Regions from separate parts of the Mus musculus genome. Here region 1 is linked to region 2. A link is a loop called in an ENCODE intact Hi-C map of the cell type or tissue named here. Cell type or tissue: gastrocnemius. All regions are shown on one strand.

Region 1 (8,000 bases), 82 kb after region 2:
CTTTCTTTCTTTCTTTCTTTCTTTCTTTCTTTCTTTCTTCCTTCCTTCCTTCCTTCCTTCCTTCCTTCCTTCCTTCCTTTCTTTCTTTCTTTCTTTCTTTCTTTCTTTCTTTCTTTCTTTCTTTCACTTCCTGAGACAGGGTCTCACTATATAGCCCTGGCTGTTCTGGATCACACTGGCCTCAAACTCATAGAGATCTGCTTGACTCTGTCCACCAGTTACTGGGATTAAAATCATACACTGCTACACCTGCCCCTTCCTGGTTTCTTGAGATGGGGCTAGGTATATGGAATGTAGCCCAGATTGGTCTTAAGCTCATGGCACTCTTTTCTGCCTAAACCATGTTTGTTCTAGAATTACTGACATGTCCCAACCGCAATGCTTAGATTCACCTCCCCGCTCTTTTCCTCCCTCCCTCCTTCTCTCTTTTTTGCTCTCTCTCTTTCAATCAATACTGGGAACTGAACTCAGTGCCTTGCACATGCCTTTGAGCCATATTCTCTCAGTCCTTGTAACTGAAAATAATTTTTAGTTATGTGTGGTGGCGTACGGCTTTAATAGCAGAAGGTAGTGTGCAGATGGCTCTCTGTGAGTTCAAAGCCAGCTTAGTCTGCATAATGAGTGCCAGGTCAGTCAGGGTTACATAGTGACCCTCTCTCAGAAAAAGAAAATTGTGTGTGTGTGTGTGTGTGTATGTATGTAAATGAAATCCTGGGGGGGTTTCTTCACTTCCTTTGCTCCCGAATAAATGAAGGGAGTGTCTATACCCACTCCAGCTTGTTGTAGCCCCTGAATAATGGCACAGAGACCTAATATATTATATATGTTAGTACACTGTCTCTGTCTTTAGACACACCAGGAGAGAGCATCATATTCTATTATAGATGGCTGTGAGCCACCATGTGGTTCCTGGGAATTAAACTCAGGACCTCTGGAAGAGCAGTCAGTGTTCTTAACTGCTAAGCCATCTCTCCAGTTTTTGTTAACTGGCTGAAAGCACTAAGTAGGGCAGGTTCTGAGCTATTCTAACCTGACCAGGCTACCAACTACCGAGCCACATTCAGCACCAGAACTAGCCATCTGGTCTTGTCCTGGCTCACTCAGGTCCATGTGTGTCTTCATGGCTGCTCTCTCATCATGACCTCATGGTGTGTCCTCCGGGTCCATCTCCTTTTCTCCTTTTCTCCTTTTCTCTACTCCTCTGATTCTGTCCTTGGAACCCCTTACTGGGACTGGAAGTCCTGCTCTATTCTCTTCTCCTGCCTAGCTACTGGCTGATCAGCACTTTATTAACTAATCAGAAGTAATGGAAAACAATCTTTACACATCATTGATACAGAAGATGCTCCAATAGTCATGGCAGTGCCAACGTCCCTATTGCAACCAGATCTCTGGGCACCGCACTCAGCATCTGAAGTGTACAGTCCACAACACCATCCCCCATTGTTTATGTTTTGTATGTAAGTGTTCATATTGGCTGTGGGCACACACTCGTGCGTGCATGTGTGCGCATGGGCACGTGTGCATGCGTGTGTGTATCCATATGTATGCTCCTGCCTGTAGAGGCCACAGGTTGGCATGGATTGTGCCTCAATTCCTATCACATTACTTTTCGTGAGAGGATCTCTCAGTGAATTTTTTACTTGTAGATTCAGCTAGGTTGGGTAGCCAGTGAACTCCAGGGATATGCCCCCTAGTTTTGGAATTACAGAAATGAAACATCATATCTGTTTTGTTTTTTTTTTTTACAATGGTGCTGAGGGTTTGAACTTAGGTTCTTAGAACATTTTTTTTCAGCCTCTCTCTCTCTCTCTCTCTCTCATTTTGAGATAGAACTTCACCGAGTGACCAGCCATTCCTTGAACTCAATATGTAGCCTAGGCAGGCCCTGAACTATCAATCCTCCTCTGTCAATCTCCGCAATGGCTGGAGTTATTGATGTACCATCAGATCTGCCCTCACCTTATGTAGCCCAAGCTGAAGGCTTGCCCTATCTTTTCTTTAGTCTTCTTTTTTGTATGTCATTTGTTTTGTGTGCCATAGTGTGTGTGTGTGTAGATGTGTGTGTGTGTACAAATTGTGGGAGTCATTTCCTTCCACTGTGAGAGTCCAGGGAATCAAATTCAGGTAGTCAGGCAGTCAGGCAGTCAGGCAGTCAGGCAGTCAGGCAGTCAGGCAGTCAGGCAGTCAGGCAGTCAGGCAGCCAGGCAGCCAGGCAGCCAGGCAGTCAGGCAGTCAGTCAGTCAGGCAGTCAGGCAGTCAGGCAGTCAGGCAGTCAGGCAGTCAGGCAGTCAGGCAGTCAGTCAGTCAGGCAGTCAGTCAGGCAGCCAGGCAGCCAGGCAGCCAGGCAGCCAGGCAGCCAGGCAGCCAGTCAGTCAGGCAGTCAGGCAGTCAGGCAGTCAGGCAGTCAGGCAGTCAGGCAGTCAGGCAGTCAGGCAGTCAGGCAGTCAGTCAGGCAGCCAGGCAGCCAGGCAGCCAGGCAGCCAGGCAGCCAGGCAGCCAGGCAGGCAGGCAGTCAGGCAGTCAGGCAGTCAGGCAGTCAGGCAGTCAGGCAGCCAGGCAGCCAGGCAGCCAGGCAGCCAGGCAGCCAGGCAGTCAAGCTGTCAGGCAGTCAGTCAGTCAGGCAGTCAGTCAGTCAGGCAGCCAGGCAGCCAGGCAGCCAGGCAGCCAGGCAGCCAGGCAGTCAGGCAGTCAGGCAGTCAGGCAGTCAGGCAGTCAGGCAGCCAGGCAGCCAGGTAGCCAGGCTCCGTGGCAAGCACCGTCATCTACTGAGCCATTTTGCTGTCTTTAGGCCCATAGTCCATATATTATCTTTGACCAGTTCTCTTGCCCCTAGATAAAGGGAAGCCTCGTTCTGTAGTGCCTAGAGACAAATTAGGTACCAAGGATTGTTTGCTTAGTATGTGAAAACCTAAGTAAGAAAGGCTTTGGGGCCAGGTTGGGTTAGGTTCTGAAATGCACGAACATCCATGCCCACACATCAGATACCCAGTCACCAACGCACCTGGGCTGGGCTGGGCTGGGCCTGGGTGGCAGCAGAAAATCTGGAGATTCCATAATGAATCACCCCCTTCCCCAAGCTTCCCTCCTAGTTCTCGAGGCCTGCCTGTAAGGAGAAAGCAGCGTCTCCGGGCTGTCTGTCAGTTAGTAAGCCAGCATCTCAGGCAAACAAACACTGATCAGAACCTGGAGCACTGGCAGAGACAGGCAGAGCCTAGGGGCTCTCTGAAGAATCAGAGTCAGAAGGGCAGGAACTTAAAGCAGGGCTAAACTTGGGATCGTGATCAGGGTGAGAAGCACTCATTATGGGGCTTTGTGAGGTGCCAAGGTCTCCAGGATTCACAGGGTGGAATAGGAGAACTGACTTCTGCATGTACACCATAGTGCATCTACACATATACACACGCACCAACACACACACATACACACACACACACACACACACACACACACACACACACACACACACGAGCACACACAAATAGATAAAATAAGAAAAAGAAGAAGAAATTTGCTATGAGGATATCGCTCAGTGGTAGAGTATTTGCTTAGTATATACTAAGGCCCTAGGTTCATTCCCTAGACCTGCAAATTCTGAATCCTAGAAACAAATCAAGTCATATTCTACTGTGGTAGGAGTCACGGCAATCATTGCAAAACCCTTGGTGATGGTGATGGTGATGACGATGTAAACTGCATGCATTGTGGAGAAGACTTCTCCTCAGGACTAATGGAGTGGTCAAAGGAACCCTCTGTGAGTTGGTTCTCTCCTTAACCATTTGGGTCTGTCCTAGTGATTGAACCCAGGTCAATCAGGTACAGGTACAGGCTTAGCGCCAAGTACCTTCACCAGCTAACTCATCATACCAATTCAAGATTTTTCATTTGATTTTTTTTAAAATTGAGATTTCTTTTTAATGGCTCACTTTGTAGACCAAGCTGGCCTCAAACTCAAAGAGATCCACCTGCCTTTATCTTGAGAGTGGTAGGATTAAGCCGGGCGGAGGTGGCACACGCCTTTAATCCCAGCACTTGGGAGGCAGAGGCAGAGGCAGGTGGATTTCTGAGTTTGAGGCCAGCCTGGTCTACAAAAGTGAGTTCTAGGACAGCCAGGGCTATACAGAGAAACCTTGTCTCGAAGACCCCCCCCCCAAACAAAACAAAACAAAACAAAACAAAACAAAAGCAAAAGCAAAAGCAAAAACAAAAACAAAAAAAAAAAGAGTGGTAGGATTAAAGTATGTGCCATTCTGCTCTGTCCTGGGTTGAATTTTTCTGTTTAGATTTACTTATTTATATTTTAGGTGGCCTGGAGGGATAGCTCAGCCAGTTAAGAGTATGACCATCTATGAAGGGATCTGATGCCCTCTTCTGGCACGTAACTGTACATGCAACAGCGCACTTATACATAAAATAAACTTAACAAAAATAAAAAGAAATATATTTTATGTGTATGGGTGTCTTGTTTATATGTATGTTTGTGTATGACATGCAGGTGTAGGCCAGAAGAGAGTGTCGGATCTCCTAGAATAGTTACAGTAGGTGCTGGGTGTGAAACCTGTGTCCTCTGGGAAAAGCAGCCAGCGCTCTTAATCACTGAAGCAGTCTGTAGCCCCTGAGTTGAGATTTGATAAGTAATGAGATTTTATTTCTTCAGTGCTGGGTACGGCTCTTCATCAGGGAGCCAAGCTCTTAGCCCCTCACTGGAGGTTCTATGCAGGGATTCTTCTCTTAGGCTGCATTCCCAGCCCACCTCCTCTCTCCTTAAGATTTATTTTATTTATGAGTACACTGTCGCCGTCTTCAGACACACCAGAAGAGGGCATCGGATCCCATTACAGAGGTTGTGAGCCACCATGTCACCACTGGGAAATGAACTCGGGACCTCTGAAGCAACAGTCAGTGCTCTTAACCGCTGAGCCATCTCTCCAGCCCTGTGTCTGTTTTTTTTTAATTCAGTTCTAGATCTTACATATATTACTGAATAGAGCCAGCTAATGGGCTGACTGTTTTCGTAAACATTTTTTGGTGGTATATAAAATTTATATGATATAAAATTGCATTATTTAAACAGTTTTTAAATAGGTGAGCTATTTTTATTTGAGTTTTGTTGATGGAGATGGAATTATCATGTGTGATAAACATTTGTTCTCTCATCCCAGCTCAAAATTTTTAATGGGTATAAAAAAAATCAAACTCTGTGTGTGTGTGTGTGTGTCTGTCTGTCTGTCTGTCTGTCTGTCTTAGTCACCACTGTTCTACTGCTGTGAAGAGACATCATGACTGTGGCAACTCTTATAAAAGAAAGCATTGTTTTTAAATGGGGGCTTGTTTACAGTTTCAGAGGTTTAGCCTATTATCATCAGGACAGGGATCATGGCAGCAGGCATGGCAGGCATGGTTCTGGATAAGTAGTTGGAGAGCTACATCGTGATCCACAGACAGAGAGACATTGGGCCTGGCGTGAGCTTTTGAAACCTCAAAGCCTACCCCAAGTGACGTGTTTCCGCCAACAAAGCCATACCTCTTAATCCTTTTAAACAGTGCTGCTCCCTGGTGACTCAGCATTCTAACACATGAGCCTATGGGACCACTCTTATTCAGACCGTCATAGGAGGGAAAGGCACCTGCTCTCAAACCTGACAACATGATTTTAATTGTGCCCCACTCCCAATCCATATGGTAGAAGGAGAGGACTAATCTCTCAAGTTGTTTCTGACCTTCAATATGTACACGCTGGCATCAATCAACCAACCAACCAACCAATCAATCAATCAATCAATCAACATAACTTAAAAAGATATGTTCAGGCCTAGAGAGATGGTTCAGTGATTAAGAACATCGTTCTTGTACCTGGGTTTGGTTCCCAGAACATACACCAGTAACTCCAGTTTCAGATGATCTGATATTTACTTCTGATCTCTGCAGGCACCAGACAGGCATGTAGCCTACAGACATGCATGCAGGTAAAGGAATCATATAAATAACACAAATAAATCATGCACACACACACACACACACACACACACACACACACACACACACACACACACGAGATGGCTCAGTGGGTGAAGCCTGCAGACTTGAGTTCCATGAAGCCTACATGGTGGGAGGGAACAGTAACTCCTGCCCTTTTTGTCTGTGACCTCCATATATATGCCATGCACGTGCCCTTCCCCAATGTATACGTGATAGGGAATGTAAAAGAGTCCTAATGTAAGGGTTTGTTGTTCGCTGGAGAATCATGCTTCAGACCCAAATGGTGTGCAAAAGCCAGGAGCGTTTTATTCTGCAGAAGCCCAGCATGTTGGAATCTCTCATTCCAAAATGGAGAGAACCAAGTGAGCTTGCACATTAGGGGAATTCCGGGATAGGTGAGCTTTCTCTTACTCTATCTCTAGGCATTCCAGAACCATTATCGGGGCGTGAAGGCTGGAGCCTGGGTTTTTCTATTAGTAATTGACTTGCCTGGGCTTCCCTGGACTTCCCAGTTCTTAGGCCTAATCAATCTCCTTAACTGTCAATTTGAAGTCTGTCATGGAGTCAGTCTGTCTCATCTCTCTCACTACAGCTAGTCAATGTGAGAAGAATAAGAAATGCCAGAGTGTTCGGCATTAAATGGGTCATTCACCTCCTCCCTAAGGCTTAGGGATCTTGGAAGAGGAGGAGGCAGAAAGATTGCAAGAACCAGAGGTCATGGGTGACTGCCACGAAACTGTCTTCTGGACATGACAGGGGACACCTGGCACACATGAACTCATGGTGGCTGAGATGCATACACAATCGAAGACAGAATCACAGCATGAAGTGGTGGGGTGGTCAGGAAGTCCCACCCTAGCTGAGAGGCTGTTTACCAGTAGCCAAGTGATGGCTGTCGGGAGGGGGTGAGTCAGTTTCCTTTAAGGTTGTGGCATCTGAGAGACTGCTCACGTTCCAGTAGATGATCCTACATCCATGAGATACAGGCAGCATTTAGTGTTAACTCACTGGGTTAAAAAAAATTTACATGAAATTGGGAGGGAGTTGAGTAGTAGGAGATAAGGCAGGAATTGGAGGTGATGGGAGAGAGAGATTTGATTAAAACACATTGCATGCATGTATGAAATTCTTAAACAGTAAAAACTCATTTAAAACATTTAACAAATTCCTGGTCTGCCTCTACTTCTAGTAAGTAGTTTCATGACTTGCCCTCATTCCGTCCACCTTGAGAATGGAAGGAGAGCCCCTCCCATAGACACTGTGAAGGTGGAATCAGGCCACAGAGATGCAACACTGTGTGGGCTGGGATTGAGGAACAGGGCCCTGGGAGTGCGTGGGAGGGTGTGCTCAGGGTTCTCTGTCCTACACATCTGTCTCAGAGGCCCCAGCTATGGCAGAGTCTAGCCAATGGGCGTAATCCATCTCATTAACCTGATGTCAGGGCTCCCACATCTGAGGCAAATCCGGGCCCACAGGACTCCATTATTTCCTCATCTGGAGCGCCCCTAGATTCCTGTGGGCTTCCGGGCCTCAGGGCCGGGACTGAAGCCCATCTAGAGCAGCTGCCAAGCTGTTGAAGCTGGTTTAGGCCAGCACAGGGATTAGAGGAGTCCAGAGTACCAAAGGAAATAAAAGCTGTTTGCTGTTGGAGCTGCTGACTCTCTGCCTCCAGGAGTCTCCAATAGGCAATAGGTGTCCTGAGCTGAGTTTCTGGAAGGGATGGGAGAGATTTAATCATCCAGGCATCTCATCCTGGAACTGGGAAGAAGTTTTGTAAATGAAGATGCAGGACTTTATGTAGATGTGTGAGCTCAGTCCGTGAGGGAGTGCTAGGGCCCAGGTTGAGTGGAGTAAATGGGCCTGGAGGGGAGGGCCTGGGCAAATAACCCCCACTGCCCACAGGCTAACTTGGTGTCACTCCCTCAAAAGAGGGACACAGGAGACAGGCACATTGACACTGGAGAGTTGGAGACAGGAGGATCAGAAGTTCAGGCCAGATTCAGTTACACATTGAATTCATT
Region 2 (8,000 bases):
AAAGCTACTTCTGACCAGGCAGTGGTGGTGCACCTTGGGAGGAAGAGGCAGATGGATTTCTCTGAGTTCAAGGCTAACCTGGTCTACAGAGTGAGTTCTAGGACAGCCAGGGCTACACAGAGAAACCCTGTCTCGAAAATTTCTTTTAAAGAGAGAGAGAGGGAGGGGCCGGGGAGAAAAGCTACTTCCATTTCAAACAAACATTGGGTTAGTTTTGAAATTATGTTAATACTAATCTTTGCACCTCCTTGCCTGGCTGTTTCTGTATTTTGATAGAGTGTCTCACTTGAGACCAAGGCTGGTGTCAAATTCACAGTATCTCTCCTGTTTCAGTGTCCTGGGTATTATAAACATAAGCCACCTGACTTACAATTTTAGTTTCCCCATATGAAGAAGTATGTACTGATGGGTAAGAATTCCATCTTCAAGTTTTATCCTTAGACCTCATTGCTGAAACATATTACCTATGTTTCACATGTTTATATGGAAATAAGTATACTAAATATAGTGTGAGCATCTCTACCCTAAAATCTGGTTTTTAGTTTTCTTGTTTGTTTTTTGAGACAGGACTTCTCTTGAGTAGCCTGGATGCCCTGGACGTCCTTCTGCCACCCGAGTGCCTGGATTAAAGGTGTGTAGCACCACACCTGGCTCTAACCTAAAATCTTTTTTTGTTTTTCAAGATAAGAGTTTCTCTGTGCAGCCCTGGCTGTCCTGCAACTTGCTATGTAGACCAGGCTGGCTTCAAACTCAGAGATCCACCTGCATTCCGAGTGATGGAATTGAAAGCATGAACCTAAATTCTCTCTTTCTCTTTTTAAATAAAAGATATGTGCCTAAATTCTCTCTTTATGAAATTATTTATATTTATCTGGTGCTTTCCTTGCATGTATTTCTGTATGACGGTGTATATCCCTTGGAACAGGAGTTACAGACCATTGTGAACTGCCATGTGGATACTTGGAATTGAACCTGGGTCCTCTGGAAGAACAGCCAGTGCTCTTAACTGCTGAGCCATCTTCCCAGCCCCTAACCTAAAAATTTAAAGCCTTACTTAAAAAGCAAAACTTTTTGTTTCGTATAGTTTATCTGTATAGCCCTGGCTGTCCTGGAACTCACTCTGCAGACCAGGCTGGCCTCGAAATCAGTCCCCCTGCTTCTGCTGGGATTATAGGACAGCCACACTTGGCACCGAAGTCTAAATCTTTCTAATTACCAACTTGAGGCTACAAAGGAATATTCCACACTGGACCTGACTTTCCTTATGTGACAGGTTGCAATCCAAATGCAAGTAAACAAAATCACATAATTTATTTTATATAAATTACTATCAGGCAACTGGGCACGATGGTACACACATGTAATCCCAGCACTCAGGAGGCAGAGGTTAGGGGATCTTTTTGTGAGTTCAAAGCCAGCCAGGGCTACATAGTAAGATCCTGTTTCAAAACAAAACCAACCAGCCAGACAGTGGTACTGCACGCCTTTAATCCCAGCACTTGGGATGCAGAGGCAGGCGGATTTCTGAGTTCGAGGCCAGCCTGGTCTACAGAGTGAGTTCCAGGACAGCCAGGGCGACACAGAGAAACCCTGTCTCAAAAAACAAAAAAACAAAAAAACAAAACCCAAACCAAAACCAGTCAAAATAAAAACCTTCAGGCTATGTATACAGATGCATATGAAATGTAAATGATTTACTGTTTAGTCTTGGGTCTGACCCAAGACATCACTAGGGGTAGTCCAAAATCCAAAAAATATCTCAAAGTCCTTTTGGTCTGAAGCATTTAGATAAGGGACACTCATTGCTCAGTGGTCACTATGAAGCCAGACACAGTACACCTTTAATCCTATTCTCTGGGAAGGCAGAAGCAGGAGGATTGTGAGTTTTAGGAAGGCCTTGTCTAACATATGTATCTTGTACATCTTTTCACTTAGTGCTGAAATGATTAAAACACTAAGCCCTTGACTCAAAAATCAATGACAGCATTTCCAATAAAAATAAGTTACAACCGAAGCATATCAAACACCAATCATGTGGGTACAGATTCCCATACTGCTGCTGCTCAGTGAAGGTTACAGCCTACATGCCAGCACTCACGAGGCTGAGGCACAAGTTCTGCCATGGGTTCAAGGTGCTGAAACAGGGTGAGACACCCCTGAAACACACACACACACAAAACCACAGCAACCATAGTCAATATTGCACACTGAATAAATGCTTCCCTGCTGGGTGCTTTAGCTGCAGGTCTCAGTTCATCCTCATTAAGACCCTGTTCCCTGTCCAAAATTCTTTGAAAAGTCAGTACTTTTTAAGTCCAAAAAAAAAAAAAAAAAAAAAACAAAACAAAACAAAACACTACAAATCGAGGACTCTCAGAACTGGGAAGGAGGCTGGATACCTCCAGGCTTCCAACCATAGCAGTTCATAAGCAGAGTAAGTGCCCTCTGCAAACGTGAACAATTTTACACCGAGGCCACAGGGACCCGGGAGAATGAATACCGTTTATGTATGTGGTGCAAAATCAATACGGTTTCTGCTTTGAGGTCCTTGAGTTGAGTTAATCTCAAGGCCTTGGCAAGCTAGGCCAACACTACATCACTAAGCTGTCCCTAGTGTATTCAGTTACAGGGTACCACCTTGACCCCAGGTGAAGAGACCATACTTCTTCAGGGTAGAATTGCAAATACATCCAGCTACAAGGACTCCAAAAAAGAAAGCTGTGGACTCAACTTCAGCTTTACTTTCCAAGGAGAGGAACTGAGCCCAGGTCTTGGGGAAAGAGAAAACACAAATATAGAGACCGAGTCTTTGCCATCCTTCCTAAAGAGATTGTGTCCAATTAGATTTTTCCCACCCCTGGGGGTCCAGGGCCTTCTCAAGATGCTTAAATTTTAAGTACTAATGATTTAATAGCTGTCTATAAAAACCACTGGGGTGGGGAGTGCAACTGGAGAGATGGTTCAGTGGTCAAGAGTACTGCTCTTCCAGTGGGCCAGGACCCCAATCCCAGAAGCCATGGGGGTGGCTCATAATCATCTTTACCCTTAGTTTTATAGAGTTACAGGCGCTCACATGGCAGTGCACAGACACACACATTCAGGAAAAACACTCATATGAACAAAATTAAATAAACAAATTTATTAAAAAAAAAAAACACTGAAGGGTTGGAAATATGCTGCTCAATTGTGAGGACGAGAGTCAGATCCTAGAACCCATGTCAGGCGGCTCACTCACAACCCTCCGTTAACTCCAGTTTCAAGGGACCCATGTTCTCTTCTGGTCCCAAGGGGCACCTTCATACATGGCTGACACACTCACACAAACACATACATGTAGATGCAGACAGATACATGTAAATAAAGTAAAGTATGTTGTGGTGGAAGCCATACTATGCGCTTCAGGCTGCAGAGTTGCAGCCCTACCCTTTATCCACTAGATGTCAGTAGCACTGCATACCAGTCCCCCACCTCCACCCCCCCCCTGCCCATACACACATTATATAGATAAGACAAAACAGGACTCCAGATATTGCCAAATGTACCCCTGGGAGGTGTGAGGCAGGCAAAATCACCCTGGTTGAGAACCACTGGCCTAGAGGATGGTTGTTAAAAATCCCAAGGTTCTTGGCAAGCATTTGACCCAGGGGCTTAGGAGGACTGGCATAAAGCTCAGGTTCCATTGAAAGCCTTAAACATTCCAAACAGAATGTGGGTTATCCAGCAACCACTTAAGTTCAAGCCTGAAATACCTCCAGTAAAGTGGGAGGCACTGTCTGTGGCACTGACTGATAAGTTTCATTGGCAAACCCAGGGAGCCTTGGCAACTAACTCACTCAAGAATGATTCTACAGTCACTCAAGCATATTCCACACCCCTCACCATGCTCCTCACCCACCTTCCTCTTTGCTCAAATATCACTGATCTAAGTAGGTAGGCGGTTCCAGCCCAGTATGTTTTACAGCGACAGCTATCTTTACTCTTTCCTATTTTGCTTACATCTCTTCTTAAACGTCACCCTTCCCAGAGGCTTCAAAGCTCTCCGTGTAATGGCTGAATCTCTTCAGGATACCCAAGACCCAAAATAATATATTTATTGTATTTTGTCTGTCCTCGCCTATAAGATGCTTAAGAAATTCTTGTCAGCATTCAGTGTCTATTCAGCACCTGATTCGGTAAGTTGAGTGGAAAGTAGTCATTCGTCACCAGGGTTCAAGCTTGCTCTCTAAAGCTCCCTGCAACGGTTCAGAGCCTTCATATAGATTTACAGATTCTCACCGCCCCCTGGGGGAGTGAGGTAGGGGAGGTTGGCTCTCCCCCCCTCCCGCTTTATACCAGATGAAGTGGGGGGAGTGCCATGAGTAAGGGTCTGCGACGTTTTGCACAGAAACTGCTCAAGGGAGGCAATGGCGACAGCAGCCGCCCCAACGGACTGATCTCAGAAGCTCAGGCCTGAGAAGCGACGTCTTAGACGTGGGTGTCCGTGGGGCACTAGCCAGGGAATGACGAACGGAGGTGCGGGAAGCCTGAACCTAACGTTGAGGCCCAAGACCTACGGTCACAGAAGACACAAGCAAATCCTTGAGTAGCCAGGAGAGTCCAAGATGCCCGGCTGAGGTCAGTGAGAGCCGAAGCTTGAGGGATGCGACCCCGAAGGGAAGAGCCTAAGACGCCATTTTGTGACCACAGAGGGCAATGACCACGACACTACAAGAGGAGATCCTAGCATGACTCAGCCCGTCCTGACGCCCCGGCCCAGAGCGCTGCCTTCACCCTGTTGGGCCTACCTGTGTAGCTCATGGCCGCAGAGAACACCCGAGCCGTGGACACAGACCGCTACTCTGCGCGTCTGACGCCACAACAATCCCTGGGGTCCTTCCACACACGCTCCAGCCCCGCCTCCTTATCTCATTGGCTTCTGCAAACCTCGGACTTCACGCCTATTGGTTTCGCTACCTGTCTATTTTTACACCTCTTCGTGACAGTGGTTGGAGATACTGCCAACCCCCGACGACCCCGCCTTACTCTCCGCCTCCTGTTAACAAAAACCTGCGCCAATAGGCCAAGGGGAGAAGATGGAAAGGTTCGAAGGGGCGGAGCTGCATGCAACCTAGAGGTCCGAGCCCACGCGTGTGCTCGCCTGGTGTGTGCGAGCGAGACACTTGCCAGCGTGAGCAGAGACGACCGTCTTGCGCCCCGCCACTGAAATGAAGTCAAGAATGGTAAAGCCATGTTGAAAGGAGAAAATTAGTATCTAACTGCTAAACAAGGTCCTGACAAACGTTATGTGAGATAACGTTAAAACAAACGAAGAAGGCCATGTGTAGTAGCTGACTTCTGTAACCCCAGAATACCGGAGCCTGAGACAGAATGACTCGAGTTTGAGGTCAGATTATACTATATGAATTCTAAGCCACTCTGGGTTCCAGTGAGTCCCCGTTTCAAGGAGGGGTAAAGAATTAGGGCCAGTTTCACAAAGTAAATAGTAAATATTATTTTCTTATTAATCGTTACATAACAATTAATAGTGTTTGTAAGGATATAGCTTGGTGGAAAAACATTTTATCCTAGCATGTACAGAAGGCCTTATGTGAGCTCTCCAACTGCAAAATAAAGATGCTTTTGAAAATTTTATGTGTATTAGTGTTTTGCTTGCGCGTGTCTGTGTGAGGGTGTCAGATCACCTGAACTGGAGTTTCAGACAGCCCTGAGCTGCCATGAAGGTACTGGGAATTGAACCTGGGTCCTCTGGGAAAACAGCTAGTGCTCTTAACTGCTGAGCCATCTCTCCTGCCTCTCAAAAACCACTTTAAAAATAACTGTTTATGTGTATGCTATTTGTTATACAAGTAGTATATCTCAATGTATCATATATTATTGCAAATGCTTGACATAAGAACCTATGTTCAATGCTCAGCTCCACAAAACGAAAAATGTAACCCAGTACCAGCCTTGTTCTAAGCACTATGCCTGGCTCCTCCTGGCTGTGTGGAAAGTCACCATGGGAGGTATCCTTGGAAGAACCCTAAAAATAAAACAATGGATAAACTACAGCAAGCTCTGCTTCTATGATTCATGTACCTTCTTATGGTTTTGAGAAATGTTAAAGTAGGTGTTCTATTGGTATTAAGGAATGTTTATCAATTCTTTTTAGGCTTATGTATTTGTTTTGCTTGAATATATGTCTATGCAACTACATGCACCCCCAGTGCCTGAGGTGGTCAGAAGAGGGTACTGGATACCCTGGAGTTACTGTGAGCTGCCATGTGGGTGCTGGGAACCAAATCCAAGTTCTCTGTAAGAGCAGTGTGTGTTCTTTGCCATTGAGCCACCTCTCAGTTCTTGTTAGCAGTTTCTTTAGGGGTAATAACAATGGCATTCTTTAAAAGGCCTAGATCCTTCAAAGAAACATACTGAAATAGTTGATATGATAGCCAAAACTGTTCTTCACAATTTAGTTGGGGCAGGGGAGGTAGAGAAGTATAGATTAGGCTGTTGCTGTGATTAAAAGGGCTTGTTTTTACCATTTGTCCAGATACAATGTCCTGACGATAATTTCTCCCCACTTTTGCAAAAGAAAGCCAGTTGCAGTGGACCATGTGCATGTGACCCGGGAACATGCGACATAAGTCCGCTTTATGTGTACTGCCTCTTTGGAGTGCCATACTTTCTGGAATCCTAGATAAAGTACAGCCCCATGATATCTCTAGATCCTGCAGTTTACTTTGTAGCACTTGGTGTGATTTCACCCAAGGTCTTGTTTAATTTCTGATGTCCTCACAGGTTGAGCTTAGCCTAAAAGTTAAGATTGTTTCTTTGAGACCATGGAGTGGTTTAAGCAAAGACTTAAGCTATGCTCAGGAGTTTTAGGAAAAGGTCTGTTGTGAGAATGGTATACGATCCTTGCAAAAATATACAGCTATCAGTGTAGAGTAACGTGTTACTGTGTACAAAGATACAGCTGGCTACTACCTATGTAGTAGGTAGGAAGGACTTCCATGTTACTACTTCTGTCACTGGAACTTTTAAAATTTGTCGCCTTTATATTTTAAAAAAATGGATTTTATATTTTAAATTGCTATGAAGAAACATGTTTGGGTCAGTTCTTAGCATGAGAAATCCCACTTCTTTTCCTGTCTTGGATATGACCAATGACAGTAAAGGATGAGAAGAGCCACCATACAAAAGAACACATTCCTGGGCTAAGAGCACCCCTGCAGGCTTGTCACTGAGCCTGTTAAACCCTCCTCCCCAGGCATAAAGACACAGTAGGGGAGGAGAGAAAAACAGGGTTGGGAGGGACCTGCTGCTGCCCAGAGTTGTCCACACCTAATTAGATTATCCCACTTTCCAGCACTTGGCTGGTTAGTGAGGATGATGAACTGAAAAGATACAAGGAATAAAAAAGTAGGAGATAACAGAATCTTATTACCTTAGAAATGTTCAGTAAACATTAGCTGAGCAAGAAAATAGCATTGTTTAAAGAAATAAAGTCAGGCTGGGCAAGTCAGGTACTGGTAGTGGGCAAGCCTTTGATCCAGGTGGATCCCTTGATTTTGAGGCCAGCCTAGTTTATAGAGTTCCAGGACAGCCAGGGCTACACAGAGAAACCCTGTCTTGAAAAGCAAAACACATAACTTAAAAAAAAAAAAAAATCAGGCAGGGTAATGGTGGCTCATGCTTTTAATCCCAGCTCTCAGATCTCTGAGTTCAAGGCCAGCCTTGTCTTAACACCTAGTTCCAGGAGAGCCAGGGCTACAGGAAGAAATGTTTCTTGAAAAACCGAAAGATATAAAAAAAAATTAAAATAGAGTACTTCCCTTTCCCTCTTGTTATTTGTGTTCAGATATCGCTTTCTGACATTTATCTCAGAGCTAGCAAGGTACAGCTCAATGGCAGAGCACCTGCCTGGTATGTTCAAGGCCTGGGAAGAGGTCCCCAGTATTACATTTAAAGTCCTATCTTAAGACAGCCGAGTCTCATTTCTGAACCTCATTCCCACC

The links. Peaks named below come from ENCODE experiments on the same cell type or tissue, not always from the same donor. Only the 100,000 strongest peaks of a DNase experiment are listed, where the experiment ranks them.
Region 1: a loop joins it to region 2, with 7 times the contacts of the local background. A loop is called at or near these places in 32 of 42 quality-filtered maps.

Annotation. Positions count from the first base shown.
Region 1 is chr17:32,427,815-32,435,814 of GRCm38, forward strand. No RefSeq gene overlaps it. Among named protein-coding and RNA genes, the nearest start is that of Pglyrp2, 11 kb to the left of the region's middle. In gastrocnemius, a CTCF peak has its summit at 4,381 (motif pointing left); no DNase peak of the experiment used is centred here.
Region 2 is chr17:32,345,703-32,353,702 of GRCm38, forward strand. It overlaps Akap8l (A kinase (PRKA) anchor protein 8-like), which reads right to left and starts at 4,875. Exons shown (of 14, transcript NM_017476.2): 1 at 4,785-4,875. The coding sequence starts at 4,797. In gastrocnemius, no CTCF peak of the experiment used is centred here; DNase peaks (open chromatin) are centred at 3,435, 4,526 and 4,961; H3K4me3 peaks cover 3,188 bases; H3K27ac peaks cover 5,859 bases.